Linked DNA regions of Homo sapiens: region 1 is linked to region 2. A link is an interaction called in ENCODE POLR2A ChIA-PET data of the cell type or tissue named here. Cell type or tissue: B cell. All regions are shown on one strand. Links, peaks and the distances in the headings refer to the core of each region. The heading gives the core; the rest is flanking DNA. Region 1 holds the start of TMEM82 (transmembrane protein 82). Region 2 overlaps DDI2 (DDI proteasomal shuttling factor 2).

Region 1 (6,715 bases), core at 1,506-5,505, 120 kb before region 2:
TTTTGTATTTTTAGTAGAGACAGGGTTTCGCCATCTTGGCCAGGCTGGTCTTGAACTCCTGACCTTAGGTGATCTGCCCACCTTAGCCTCCGAACGTATTGGGATTACAGGCGTGAGCCACCACGCCTGGCCTCTGTGTGTTCGTGATTCTAAGCACAGGTTGAGAAAGACATCGTCTTTATTGTTCATGGAGAAGGGAAGGGAGACCAGTAAAGGGGGAGCCCTCCTGAGGATGCACCCCCACCCCTGCCCAGGAAGGCAGGTCTGAGAGGCTGCATCATTGCCCACCCCAAGAAAAAGAGGGTTCAACCAGGGGTCCCCAGGTGTCCCCTCTCCAGAGGCTCCCATCCCCAAATCCTGCCTTCCCTTCTCGGGGCTCCCAGGGCCTGTGCTGAGCTCTGGGCAGGAGGCCAGCTCTGCCACTCTGCCTCCAGGCATCGCCCTGGGGTCAAGGCCTCGGAGATCAGGCTAGTGGGCTTGAGACAGACTCCAGATCCTCCCTGAGGCAGGTCAAGAGGGGGCCGAACTCTGGGACTGGGGTGCCGAGGGCAGGGGCTGGCTTGGTGTTGACACTGGAGGCCTCTGGGATGGAAAATCCTGAGGAAAAGCGTTGAGAATGACACCACCCATTCACCCATCCCCCTGCGGGCCTTGGGCCTCCAGTGACCCGGGCACTTCCTCCCCCTTGGGCCTCTGGGTTGTTGCTGGAGAGGGCTGTGGACAGGGTGGGGGGTGCTAGTGACCTGGAGGACAGCCCTGGCCTGGTGAAAGAGGGTGGGAGAGGTGATTCCAGCTCCCTCTGCCCCTGACCCCCAAGGGAAGTCACCCTGGCTCTGTCTTTTTTTTTTTTGGAGATGGAGTCTCACTCTGTTGCCCAGACTGGAGTGCAGTGGCAAGATCTTGGCTCACTGCAACCTCTACCTCCTGGGTTCAAGTGATTCTCAGGTCTCAGCCTCCTGAGTATTTGGGATTACAGGTGTGAGAGACCGTGCCCAGCTGGCTCTTCTTAAACTTGAGCCTCTTGAGGCTCCTGGGCTGTTTGAAGCAGGGTTCATTGTCTGGGGGACACATGGGATGGGGGTGCCCACCTGTATCTGGCAGAGGTCAAGCAGGGTGCGGACGCCCACGAGACACCAGAGCTCGCCCAGTAGGGAGACAAGGATGCCCAGCAGGTCCAGCCAGCGACCCACAGTCAGCAGCAGCACGAAGAGGCCGCCCATGCGCACCAGCACCGTCTGCACCTGGCTCTGCAGGCCGGGGTGCTGCCGCTGCTCCTCTGTGGGATGCGGGTGCCTGTCACCGTCCGACCACACACCCCGGACTGGACCTCCCTGCTCCCTGACCCACCCTCCACAGGATGAGCCTTCCCCTCCCGTGCAGCCCTCCTCCCATCACATCCTCCTGGTCCCCATCCCTGCTCCGAGTATCTGCAGGGCACCAGGTGCTCTGCCTCCAGGACTCACTGCCCAGCCCACAGGCCTCCAACTGGTCCAGGCCAGAGCCCCACAGCCTCGCAGCCTCGCAGTGGCAGGAGTCGGTCTGACTCCTTTCTTTTCCGCACACCCGCCTCTAGTCCCTCAGTTAGCCCTGGCAACTCCTTCTGCCAAGCACATTCCCAGCTGAACACCTCTCGCCACTCCCATGGACCCACCTGGGCCCAAACCACCTTCCTCTTTCCAAGAAGCCTCCTTGCCAGGCTCCCGGCTTCTGTTCTTTTTTTTTTTTTTTTTTTGAGACAGTCTTACTCTGTCGCCCAGGCTGGAGTGCAGTGGCATGATCTTGGCTCACCACCACCACACCTGGCTAATTTTTTGTATTTTTAGTAGAGACGGGGTTTCACTATGTTGGCCAGGCTGGTTTTGAACTCCTGACCTCAAGTGATTTGCCTGCCTCAGCCTCCGAAAGTGCTGGGTTTACAGGCATGAGCCAGCATGCTTGGCCCCGTTTTTTTGTTTGTTTGTTTTTTGAGACAGAGTCCAGCTACTTGGGAGGCTGAGGCAGGAGAATTGATTGAACCCAGGAGTTGGAGGTTGCAGTGAGCCGAGATCACTCTAGCCTGGGCGACAGAGCAAGACTCCATCTCAAAACAAAACAACAACAAAAAAAAACCCTGCAGTAAGCCGGGCACAGTGGCTCACGCCTGTAATCCCAGCACTTCGGGAAGCTGAGGCAGGTGGATTGCTTGAGCCCAAGAGTTCAAGACCAGCCTGGGCAACATGGCAAGACCCCTTCTTTTTTTTTTTTTTTTTTGTTTGAGATGGAGTTTCGCCCCTGTTGCCCAGATTGGAGTGCAATGGTGCGATCTTGGCTCACTGCAACCTCCGCCTCCCAGGTTCAAGCAATTCTCCTGCCTCCCAAGTAGCTGGGATTACAGGCCCCTGCCACCACACCTGGCTAATTTTTATATTTCTAGTAGAGACGGGGGTTTCACCACATTGGCCAAGCTGGTCTCAAACTCCTGACCTCAGGTGATCCACCTGCCTTAGCCTCCCAAAGTGCTGGGATTACAGGCGTGAGCCACTATGCCCGGCCAAGACCTCCTTCTCTCTTTCTCTCTCTCTCTCTTTCTCTCTCTCTCTCTTTCTCTCTTTCTCTCTTTCTCTCTCTCTTTCTCTCTTTCTTTCTTTCCAGAATCTCTCTCTGTCGCCCAGGCTGGAGTGCAGTGGTTCGATCCTGGCTCACTGCAACCTCTACCTCCTGGGTTCAAGCGATTCTTGTGCCTCAGCCTCCTGAGTAGCTGGATTACAGGCATGGACCACCACACTGGGCTAATTTTGTATTTTTAGTACAGGCAGGGTTTTACCATGTTGGTTAGGCTGGTCTTGAACTCCTGACCTCACGTGATTTGCCTGTCTCAGCTTCTCAAAGTGCAGGGATTATAGGCATGAGCCACTGTGCCCGGCTGACCCCTTCTCTACAAAAAATAAAATTAGCCTGGCATAGTGGTGTGTGCCTGTAATCCCCACAACTTGGGAGGCTGAGGTGGGAGAATCACTTGAGCCCAGAAGGTCAAGGCTGCGGTGAGCCATGATCGTGCCACTGCACTCTAGCCTGGGCCACCAAGCAAAACCCTATCTCAAAAAACAGAAAAGCAAAACAAAACAAAAACATAAACAAACTTGGACAGCAGCCTCTCATCAGACTTCCCCGCCTGGCTGTTGAGGGCTCTCCAACAGGCCCCTTCGAACCTGGCCAGCCTCACCCCTTCCCTGTGCCCTTGGGGTGACAGCCACACTGGACTCCTGTGGCTTGTTTGGCACGGCCATGCCCTCTCTCCCCTCTGGGCATTGGCACATGCGGTTCTCTCTGTCCAAGATTCTGTTCCCTGCCTCGCTTCTCTTAGGGATCTCCTGCTCATCCTTCAAAGCCCAATCTAAAGACTACAACCTCAGGGTGCCCACTACATGCTGCTTCTCTGCACTGCCCCCGCCACACAGCCTCTGTCCTGACCAGGCTCTCTGGGATGGCAAGAGTGAGGGCTGATGGCTCTCGGCCTCCCCGGAGCCTGACCCAGACAGAGGGATGTGCGTGGATTGAATGGAGCAGGCCCCGCAGCGCTCACCCTGCATGTAGATGACCAGCAGCGTGTAGCAGATGGTGAGCGGTGTCCAGAACCGCATGGCCTCCGAGGTGGTCAGGAAGTCCTGGTTGATGAGGGCCACAGCTGCCAGGTCACCCACGGCAAAGGCTATGGCCAGGGCACGGCCCAGCAGCTGGGGGAGGCCATGTGCATGGGCCAGCAGGCCCAGGCACACCCCACAGTAGCGCTGGCTGCTGTGCAGCTCGTAGAGGCGGCAGACGTGGCGGTGGAGGCGCCGGGCACCCAGGCCCAGCAGCGTGGCCAGCCCGAGGCTCAGCAGCAGGTTCAGCGTGCGGTGAGGGGCGCCCTCCTGCAGGAAGCTCAGGCCACAGGTCAGCCCGCAGCCCAGCGAGTACTGGCACAGCAGGTAGAGCTGCAGCCTCTCGGCGGCACCCTGGGAGCCCTGCGGGGAGTGCCGAAGAGGGGCCGAGATGTGGGGGCTGCCTCACCACAGGTGCTGCCCACCACAGGAAGCCGGAGCCTGAAGGGACCTTGGGGATGGTTCCCGAAGGGGCCACATCGGCTTCAGATGAAGCCCTAGGGGATCATCTCTCTCACCTTAATTTCAATCATATGGGTTTTGTTTTGTTTTTTTTTTTAGACAGAGTCTTGCTCTGTCACCCAGGCTGGAGTACAGTGGCTCGATCTCCGCTCACTGCAACCTCCGCCTCCTGGGTTCAAGCAATTCTCCTGCCTCAGCCTCCCAAGAAGCTGGGATTACAGGCACCCGCCACCATGCCCAGCTAATTTTTTTGTTTGTTTGTTTTTGTTTTTAGAGATGGGGTTTCTCCATGTTGGCCAGGCTGGTCTCGAAATCCTAACCTCAGGTGATCCGCCTGCCTCGGCCTCCCAAAGTGCTGGGATTACAGGCGTGAGCCACCACGCCCAGCCTTCAATCATGTCTTAGTACTTGGGGCCCATCTGTTAGCTGAAGGGTGGTGGTTCAGAGTCTCAGAGACCTGGGTCCAAAGCCTGACTCTATCTGTTGACCATAGACAAGCCACATACTCTCTGAGCCTTAGTTTCCCCATCTGTGAAATGGGGAATCAGAGCAAACCTTTACCCCTGTGGCTGTGAGGATTACGTGATGCACACGGTGCACTCGGCGCAGGGCCTGGCATTTGGGGGGCCGGATCTACAGAAACTGTCGCTCTTGTCTTCTTGGGACTGGGACTGTGTCCACTGTGAGTGTGGCCGCTTCCGCAACCAAACCCAAAGGTGCAACCTGCAGCCTCTGTTCTCAGTCTTACGGAAAATACGGCGAAGAGGCTGGGATGCTGGACCTGGGCCCTGCTGCCCACATTCCGGGGGTGAGCCCGGGCCCTGGGCTGGGGAGTGATCCACCCACTGCCTTCCCGGAGGCCTCACCTTGCCCAGGGACAGCAGCGTGGACACGGCCCGGAGGGAGAACTCGAGCACCACGAGGGCAGCCACCCGGGACCCCACGACCGTCAGAAACAGGGCCAGCCCTGCCAGGTGCACCGTTTCCAGGGAGGCCCACTGGGCCCGAAGCCGCTCCTTTTCGGGTCGCCGCTGCGGGTCACTTTGGGGACAGAATGGGTGTGGGCAGGGGTGCAGAACTGCCACCTTCGACCCCTGGTGGGGGTCCCCGTGCCCCCAGCCACATTCCCTGGGGGGATGAGGTGGGCACTCACTTGGCACAGCCCACGAAGAAGTAAACTTTCAGGAGGCTGTTCAGGACCAAGACTCCAAGGGCCCCGATCAGGCCTGAGGGGGCGGGAGGGAGGCAGCGAGGCAGCGTGCAGGGGTGTTAGGAGGGCAGGCTTCATTGGTAGGGTCAGAGGGGGCGGCCAAGGGGCAGGGGTGTCGGGAGACCAGGTGGGTGGGGTCCACCCTGCACTGCAAAGAGCTGGAAGGGGGCGGGGCCAAGGCAGGAATGGGGCGAGGTGCTCACCTTGCAGGAGGGAGTCAAGGAGGCTAGAGCCCCACTCGAGGGAGGGGAGGCCGGGGAGCCAGGAGGGGAGGGATGGAAGAGAGAACATGGCAGCCCCGGAAGGAGCCCCAGCCTCCGGCCAGGTCTGCGTAAGGACAGACCAACGTCACTGGGCAAAGGTGTCGGTGGAGGGAAGGAGAGAGGCTGGGAGGGGTCAAAGGCCCAGGGGAGGGGAGGGGAGGAGAGCCAGGGGTGTTAACCCTTCGAGGCCCAGAAGGGCAAGGTCCCAGCTCCAGGCACACGGGGTGCCTGGAGCCAGCTGCTGCCCGGGCTCCCCATTTGGGCAGTGTGGGGTGAAGGGACAGGTGTCTCTGGGCTGGTCTCTGGTCTCTGTCCCTGCTAAAGTCTGGCATCCACTTTACTTGAAATCTTCCTTGAGGGAGGACAGGCGCAGTGGCTTACACTTGTAATCCCAGCACTTTGGGAGGCCAAGGTGGGCAGATCACAAGGTCAGGAGTTCGAGACCAGCCTGACCAATATGGTAAAACTCTGTCTCTACTAAAAATACAAAAAATTAGCCGGGCGTGGTGGCAGGCACCTGTAATCCCAGCTACTCGGGAGGCTGAGGCAGGAGAATGGCTTGAACCCAGGAGGCGGAGGTTGCAGTGAGCTGAGATCACACCATTGCACTCCAGCCTGGGCAACAGAGCAACACTCTGTCTAAAAAAAAAAAAAAAAAAAAAAAATAGCAATCTTCCTTGAGGGCTTGAACCACCCAATGCCCCTTCGAAGTCCCAGGCTCCATCTGTCCTGCCCCGCCTTAGGTGTGGGTCCTGTCCTCTTGCAGCCTGAAGTGTGGGCTCTGACCCTTCAGCCCAGGGTCTGAGAGTAGGGACTCTATCCCCCCATAGCCAGAGATCAGCTGTGCCCTCTCAGCCTGAGGTCTGGGGCTCTCTTCCCCCACAGCCAGGAGGTCAGCTCTGCCTGCTTTTTGTAAGGTCTGGTTCCAGCTTCCCAAAGCCTCCGGCTCTGACTCGGTGTGGAATCTCCTGCAGCCCGAGCCTGCCTGAGCCTTCTCCTCCCACAGGCCGGGGCCGCCCTTCCTGATGCTCCTCCCTGGGTCCACTAGGTGGCAGGCCTCACCTGGGTCCAGCAGGGCGGAGCTGAACAGGTGGACCACGGCTCCCATCCTGCTTTCACAAACAGAAAGGGCAGAGGGAGCAGAAGGTGGGGGTCAGGGA
Region 2 (6,715 bases), core at 1,463-5,462:
TTAATTTATGTTTTTAAATCATTAAAGTGGCCAGGCGTGGTGGCTCACACCTGTAATCCCAGCACTTTGGGAGGTCAAGGTGGCTGGATCACCTGAGGTCAGAAGTTCAAGACCAGCCTGGTCAACATAGTGAAACTCTGTCTCTACTAAATATACAAAAATTAGCTGGGCGTGGTCGCAGTCACCTGTAATCCCAGCTACGCAGGAGGCTGAGGCAGAAGAATCACCTGAACCCGGGAGGTGGAGGTTGCAGTGAGCCGAGATGGCGCCATTGCACTCCAGCCCAGGCAACAAGAGCGAAACTTCATCTCAAAAGAAAAAAAAAAAAAAAAATTAAAGCTAGTTTCAATAAATATAATTGCATAAGTCTGGATGTTGTTCTTGAGAAAAATCCTACTCTGGTCTGACATATGGTTCAAACAGCCTTGACGCTTGGATTAAAGAATTTTTTTTTTTTTTTTTTGACACGGAGTCTTGCCTTGTTGCCCAGATTGGAGTGCAATGGCACGATCTTGCCTCACTGCAACCTCTGCCTCCTGGGTTCAAGTGATTCTCCTGCCTCAGCCTCCCGAGTAGCTGGGATTACAGGCGTGTGCCACTACGCCCAGCTAATTTTTTGTATTTTTAGTAGAGATGGGATTTCACCATGTTGGCCAGGCTGGTCTCGAAATCCTGACCTCAGGTGATCCACCCACCTCAGCCTCCCAAAGTGCTGGGATTATAAGTGTGAGCCACTGTGCCCGGCCGGATCAAAGGATATTATATATGTCAAGTGAGCAGCATAAATATTAGATGCTAAATTCTGCAAGTCAGTGCTAAACGTATTGGCTCAGGGAAGTTCTTAATAGTTCTCTGAATTTATACTTTAATCTGTGCATCTCTGCTAACTCTTCTCATGCCCTTGGGGAGCTAAACAGTGTCATCATTTTATAGAAAAGAAAGAAGAAAAGGGACTTGCATAGGTTCTCAGTGCTGAATACACCAAAAGCTACCACAGTTTAGAAGCTACAACTCCCAGGTTCTATATGCCAGGTGGAACTGACCTTACTAAAATGAAAGGAAGATAAAAGGGAATTTTAATCCTTACACAACGGACTCACATATTGTATGACCCCATTTATATGAAATGTTCCAAATAGGTAAATACATAGAGACAGAAAGTAGACTTGTAGTTGTCTAGGCTGCGGAGACTAGGGGGAAATGGGAAATGACTATAAATGGGTATAGGATTTCTTTTTAAGGTAATGAAAATACGCTAAAATGGATTGTGGTGATGGTTACACAACTCATGAATATAGTAAAAAAAAATCATTTAAATGCATGAATTCTATCTCAATAAAACTGTTATTTAAAAAAGAAAAATGAAAAAGAGAAAAGTAAACAAGGAGAGCCAGAATGAGGGGCTAGGCCTGAGTCAATCGACATTCCTTCAACTCCAAAAAATATAGTTGATGGTCAAACTTGTCTGAACAACTGAATACTTTTCTTAAGGATAACTGTGCTTAATGTTATAAATGACAGTACACTAAGCAATTCCACAGTGATCAGAATTATAGCACAATCCTTGCACTATTAAGGATTTTAAATAAACTAAAAAATCAAAAAACAAACAAACTTGTCTCAAGTCTGGGACTATCCTGAAGCCTTTTTGGACCTCAGATAGAAAAAGAGAATGCTTAAACTCATGATGTAACATTTCTACCCTTTAGCAGGGGTTCAACTAGCCACTTTCTTCAACTCCCAACCAAGGAAATGGTGAAGTGAAGAGGATGATCTCTGTGAGGTAGTTAATCTATACCAGCCAGAAAAACATATATGGGTGGGCCCTCTTTGCAGGTCAAGAAATTTTATCTCCACTCCTGTTATACATTATCTTGAGAGTCCATTCACTTCAGAATAATTCTCAAAAACATGTTTACTTAATAGACCAGATCACTCCTGCCCCAACCTGTTACAGGCTCTCTTGTCCATAAACAACAATGCAGAGGAAAAAAAAAAAGAAGTAAATTCCGGAATTAATAATCTCATCAAATTAACCAAAGGAAGATGTGGTTTTTACTGATTGTCATAGTTGTTTAAATACGTTTAACTTCTTCAGAAAGAAGTTTTAACTTCTTTCTAAAGTTTAACTGTGGCCCCAAGGGACTAATGTCTTCCAGATCTGGTGGAGCCGGTCCTTGATGGTCTCAGTAAGTTCCAGTTTCAGGCTGAATGGAAACACTGTGGTTAAAACTGCAGTCAGTCTGTCATCACCCAGACTCTGCCAGCATCTGTCACCATAAACTTTAAAACTGGTGACCTACAGGCTAAACACTATTTAAGAAAATCTATCTGAATATGGCAGCGAATGGAAAAAAACCACACATTTCACCAAGCTGTTTCACATTAAGACCTTATAATCATTTTGTGGATCATGAGCCACTTCAAGTATCTGAACAAAGCTATGACCCTCTCTCTATCCAGTGCACACACACATTCACATCCACACAATTCTGCATATTATTTCAGTGACATAGAACCTACTAAATCCCAATGCACAGAGTTCAGACTATAAACATCTATTATAAAAGCAGCATCAAAGATAGATAAACGTTTCTTTGTATGTGATTAACACAGCTGGTAGGAAAGAACCACAACTTGGTGGTCAAGCTGCTTAATGTTTATCAAGTTCAGCATAATGGAAAAAGCATCAAATTTTAATTCCTGTGCCCTCACTTAATAGCTATGTAACTTTAAAGACACCATTTAAAATCTGAGCTTCATAATTATAAATTATTATGCAAATTAGTATGTAAATCCCCCCACAACCAAGTTATGAGATCATGTGAAATGCAGCTCCAAGTGCCTGGCTGGCTATAAAATGCTCCAGAAAGGCTGGCCACTGAAGGACAGACACAAAGTAGCAAAATCATAGGCTTATGTATTCTTTCAAGTCCTTCCCAAGGATAAAGATTATTGTATAATTATCACTGATAACAGAAGCTAACATTTATTGAGGGCTTGCTGTGTGCTAAGATTTTACATGCATTAGCCTCACGTCAGCTTTAGGAGTTGGGGTTAATTATGGCACCTAACTTATAGAAGAGGAAACCAATTTAGAGACATTAAAATACTTGTTCAAGGTTACACGGCAGGGAAAAGGCAGAGTCAGGATCTGTATTCTGTAGTCTGAATCCAAAGCGAATCCAAAACTCTGAGGTGCTATGCTCTGCTACCTGCTGATGGTTCTGCTGGGGGATGCTCAACCACCAGATGTCTTACTTGGGAACTGCACTGGAGGTCGAGGGTCTGCATTCTCCTTCTGTCGTAAAATCACAACGTCCCCATCTTTCAAGCCATAAGAAGCCAATGATCTGTGGTTGTCTGTGAGAGGTCTTTCCGCATAGACGATCTACAACAAGAAAAGATATACAACAGTATAAAGCACTGAGAAGTAACACAGCGCAAGGCAGAAGGACCAGTTTTCCCCTGAATCAGATGTCACCCTCCTTTCAAACCCTCCAGTGGATTCCCACCACATCCAGAACAAAACCCACAGTCCTTCCCGTCACCTAGCAGGACCAAACAATGTGGTCCCTGGCTCTCCTGACTTCGCCTTTCACTATGACTGCTGTTCCTCAAACAACAGGGATCAACTTCCCCTTCAGGGCTGTTTCTCTTGTTTTCTCTACCTGAGGAATGTTCTTTTTCCACTCATTTTTTTCCTTTTACGTCTCTGATCAAACATTACTCTTTAGAGTTCTTCCCTACTATGTTATTTAAAATGTACTCTCAACTAACACAATATATATTTACTTATTGTCCTTCTGCCCCATTAAATGTAAACTACTTGAGGACAAAGACTTTGTTTCATTCACGAGATCATAAATGCTTAGAACAGGGCCTGTTATATAACTGATGCTCAAATATTTGTTGAACTAAAGAATGAATGAATTTATGGAAATGGATATAATTTTAGATTTAATTTTTAGCAGGGAGGAAAAGGGAATGATTTATTCTGGGTATGCTAACTAACTACAGTACTATTAAATAAAGTGTGCACTTTGAAATAATCTTGAACACTGGCAAAAGGGTCCCAAATATCATCCTTCCTGCACTGCAATCTTCCTTCTCTTCTACCACCCCCAAAGTTTTATCACTCTGGGCCGGGCACGCTGGCTCACGCCTGTAATTCCAGCACTTTGGGAGGCCAAGGCGGGTGGATCACGAGGTCAGGGGTTCGAGACCAGCCTGGCCAACATGGTGAAACTCCGTCTCTACTAAAAATACAAAAATTAGCCCAGTGTCGTGGCACGTGCCTGTAATCCCAGCTACTCCAGAGGCTGTGGCAGGAGAATTGCTTAAACCCGGGAGGCAAAGGTTGCAGGGCTGAGATCGCACCACTGCACCCTAGCCTGGGCAAGCAAGATTCCATCTTGGTGGGGTGGTGGGAGGGGGGAGACTGGAAAATAAAGTGAAACTAAGAAAATAACAACTAAATACAAGTGGAAAAAAGAATTAGGAATGTACTACTAATAAAAATATTTTATGATGTGTAATCAAACTGAAAAAAACCTGACAGCACAAATAGATGAAATAATGTGTTGCAGATAGAAAGAACAAAGGTACACTATAATTTTATCATGAAAAAACATAAAATCTGCCCTGCATTATTACATACTCCAGAAAGGCATTCAGAACAAACTCAGGCTTTGAAAGGTTTTCCTCCTAATGATTTTTCACCAGGCCACATGCGAACTGAGGAACATGAGTTCTATCCTTGCCAGTAACTCCCTGCGAGGGGCATGACACTCAGCAGGTCCAGACCTCACCCTTCCCATGTGTCAAGCAAGCAGGTGGGCTAGATCATCATTACAGCTGTCCCTTCCAGTTCTCTCTGCTAACATTATCATTCTATGTTTCCTTACAGCTTTCATAGTAAGGTTACCTGAAATAAAAACTGAAAACACAGCATTTAAACTGGAAAAAAAGTGATTATGCCATATCTGCTCTCAGAATTTATAGACATGAGGAACAGAACAGGAAAATGAGTTCCTACCAAAATCAAATTCTTCTGAATATGAGCAAATTTGTAGGCCCAATTATACAAGTTTTATGCATGACTTGAAAAAAAATACTATTAAGTCCTTAATGCTCAACTCGCTGAGTTAAAACACATTTCAGATCTGGTATGATGGCTCATGCCTATAATCCTAGCACTTGGGGAGGCTGAGGTGTGAGCATCACTTAACCCATTTAGGCCAGAGGTTGCAAATTTTCTTTTGTGAAAAAATCATACCTTGGCAATGACCTTGAGTAGTAGGATATAACTCCCACAAGCTTAGCGTTCCATTGGAAGGCTAAGCACAAATGGGTTAAGCCCTGGAGTTTGAGACCAGCCTGGGCAACATAGTGAGACCGCATATCTAAAAAAAAAAAATTTTAAATAGCCAGCCATGGTAGCATGTGACTGTAGTCTCAGCTACTTAGGAGTCTGAGGCAGGAGGATTGCTTGAGCCCAGGAGGTCCAGGCTGTAGTGAGCTGCGGTTGCACCACTGCACTCCAGCCTGGGGCAACAGAGTAAGACCCTGTCTCTTAAAAAACAAAAACAAACAAAAAAAGAACCACATTTCAACAGACTGCAACTGTCACTCCCATCATCCCATTCACACACCCTCATTTAAACACAAATTTCACAGTAAAAGTACATCACCATCAACACAGAATTTCAGCAAAACAACTGAGAGTCATATTATAACTTGTGAGACTGCTTGGAAAAAACACATAAACCAGAAGTGATGAGCGTCACAGGTTGAGGTGTGCAACAAGAAAAAAGAGGTATGTCAAGAGAAATGGCAGGTAGGCAGGCTCTTACAGCATAGCATCAACACTGTGAAGCCACTGTCAACAACCTACTCTTTAATTTTCCAGTTTCAGAAATTCAACTATCAGTATATTTAGAGATACATGAACAGTCTCCTGGGAGCAGAGGCACATTTTAACGGTATTTATTTATTTATTTATTTTGAGACGGAGTCTCGCTCTCGCCCAGGCTGGGGTGCAGTGGCGGGATCTCGGCTCACTGTAAGCTCCGCCTCCCAGGTTCTCCTGCTTCAGCCTCCTGAGTAGCTGGGACTACAGGCACCTGCCCCCACAAGCGGCTAATTTTTTTTTTGTATTTTTTGTAGAGACGGGGTTTCACCATGTTAGCCAGGATGGTCTCGATCTCCTAACCTTGTGATCTGCCCGCCTTGGCCTCCTAAAGTGCTGGGATTACAGACGTGAGTCACTGCGCCCGGCCACTAACTATTTATAAGAGAAAATTTATTTATTTACAAGGAGGAAGCAAACTCAGGAGAATCAAAATGATCCTATGCAGGCTGGGTGCCATGGCTCACGCCTTAATTCCAAAACTTTGGGAGGATGAGGTAGGAAGATCATTTGAGGCCAGGAATGCAAAGCCAGCCTGGGCAATACAGCAAGACCCCATCTCTAAAATAATAATAATAATAATAATAATAAGCCAGGCATGGTAGCATATGCCTGTAGTCTCAACTATTTGGGAGACTGAAGCTGGAGGATCACCTGAGCCCAGGAGTTCGAGGTTGCAGTGAGTTATGATTGTACCACTGCACTCCAGCCTGGGCAACAGAATAAGATCTTGTCTCTTAAAAAAAAAAAAAAAAAAAAAAGAAGAAGAAAACTGCAATTGGAACTGTCTAATTTCAAAGCCCA

The links. Peaks named below come from ENCODE experiments on the same cell type or tissue, not always from the same donor. Only the 100,000 strongest peaks of a DNase experiment are listed, where the experiment ranks them.
Region 1: POLR2A ChIA-PET joins it to region 2 with 6 read pairs; 6 of 35 experiments call an interaction of 5 or more read pairs at or near these places.

Annotation. Positions count from the first base shown.
Region 1 is chr1:15,741,428-15,748,142 of GRCh38, reverse strand. TMEM82 (transmembrane protein 82) reads right to left here and starts at 5,644. Exons shown (of 6, transcript NM_001013641.3): 1 at 5,496-5,644; 2 at 5,236-5,308; 3 at 4,949-5,123; 4 at 3,563-3,983; 5 at 1,089-1,276; 6 at 161-597. The coding sequence starts at 5,583. The coding sequence ends at 511. The region is part of intron 1 of SLC25A34-AS1 (SLC25A34 and TMEM82 antisense RNA 1); the gene reads left to right. RefSeq lists enhancers at 3,296-3,808, 3,809-4,322, 5,283-6,063, 6,465-6,534. In B cell, for the core only: no CTCF peak of the experiment used is centred there; no DNase peak of the experiment used is centred there.
Region 2 is chr1:15,623,345-15,630,059 of GRCh38, reverse strand. It overlaps DDI2 (DDI proteasomal shuttling factor 2), which reads right to left. Exons shown (of 10, transcript NM_032341.5): 2 at 3,262-3,391. Among named protein-coding and RNA genes, the nearest start is that of DDI2, 9.2 kb to the right of the region's middle. In B cell, for the core only: no CTCF peak of the experiment used is centred there; no DNase peak of the experiment used is centred there; H3K27ac peaks cover 2,152 bases.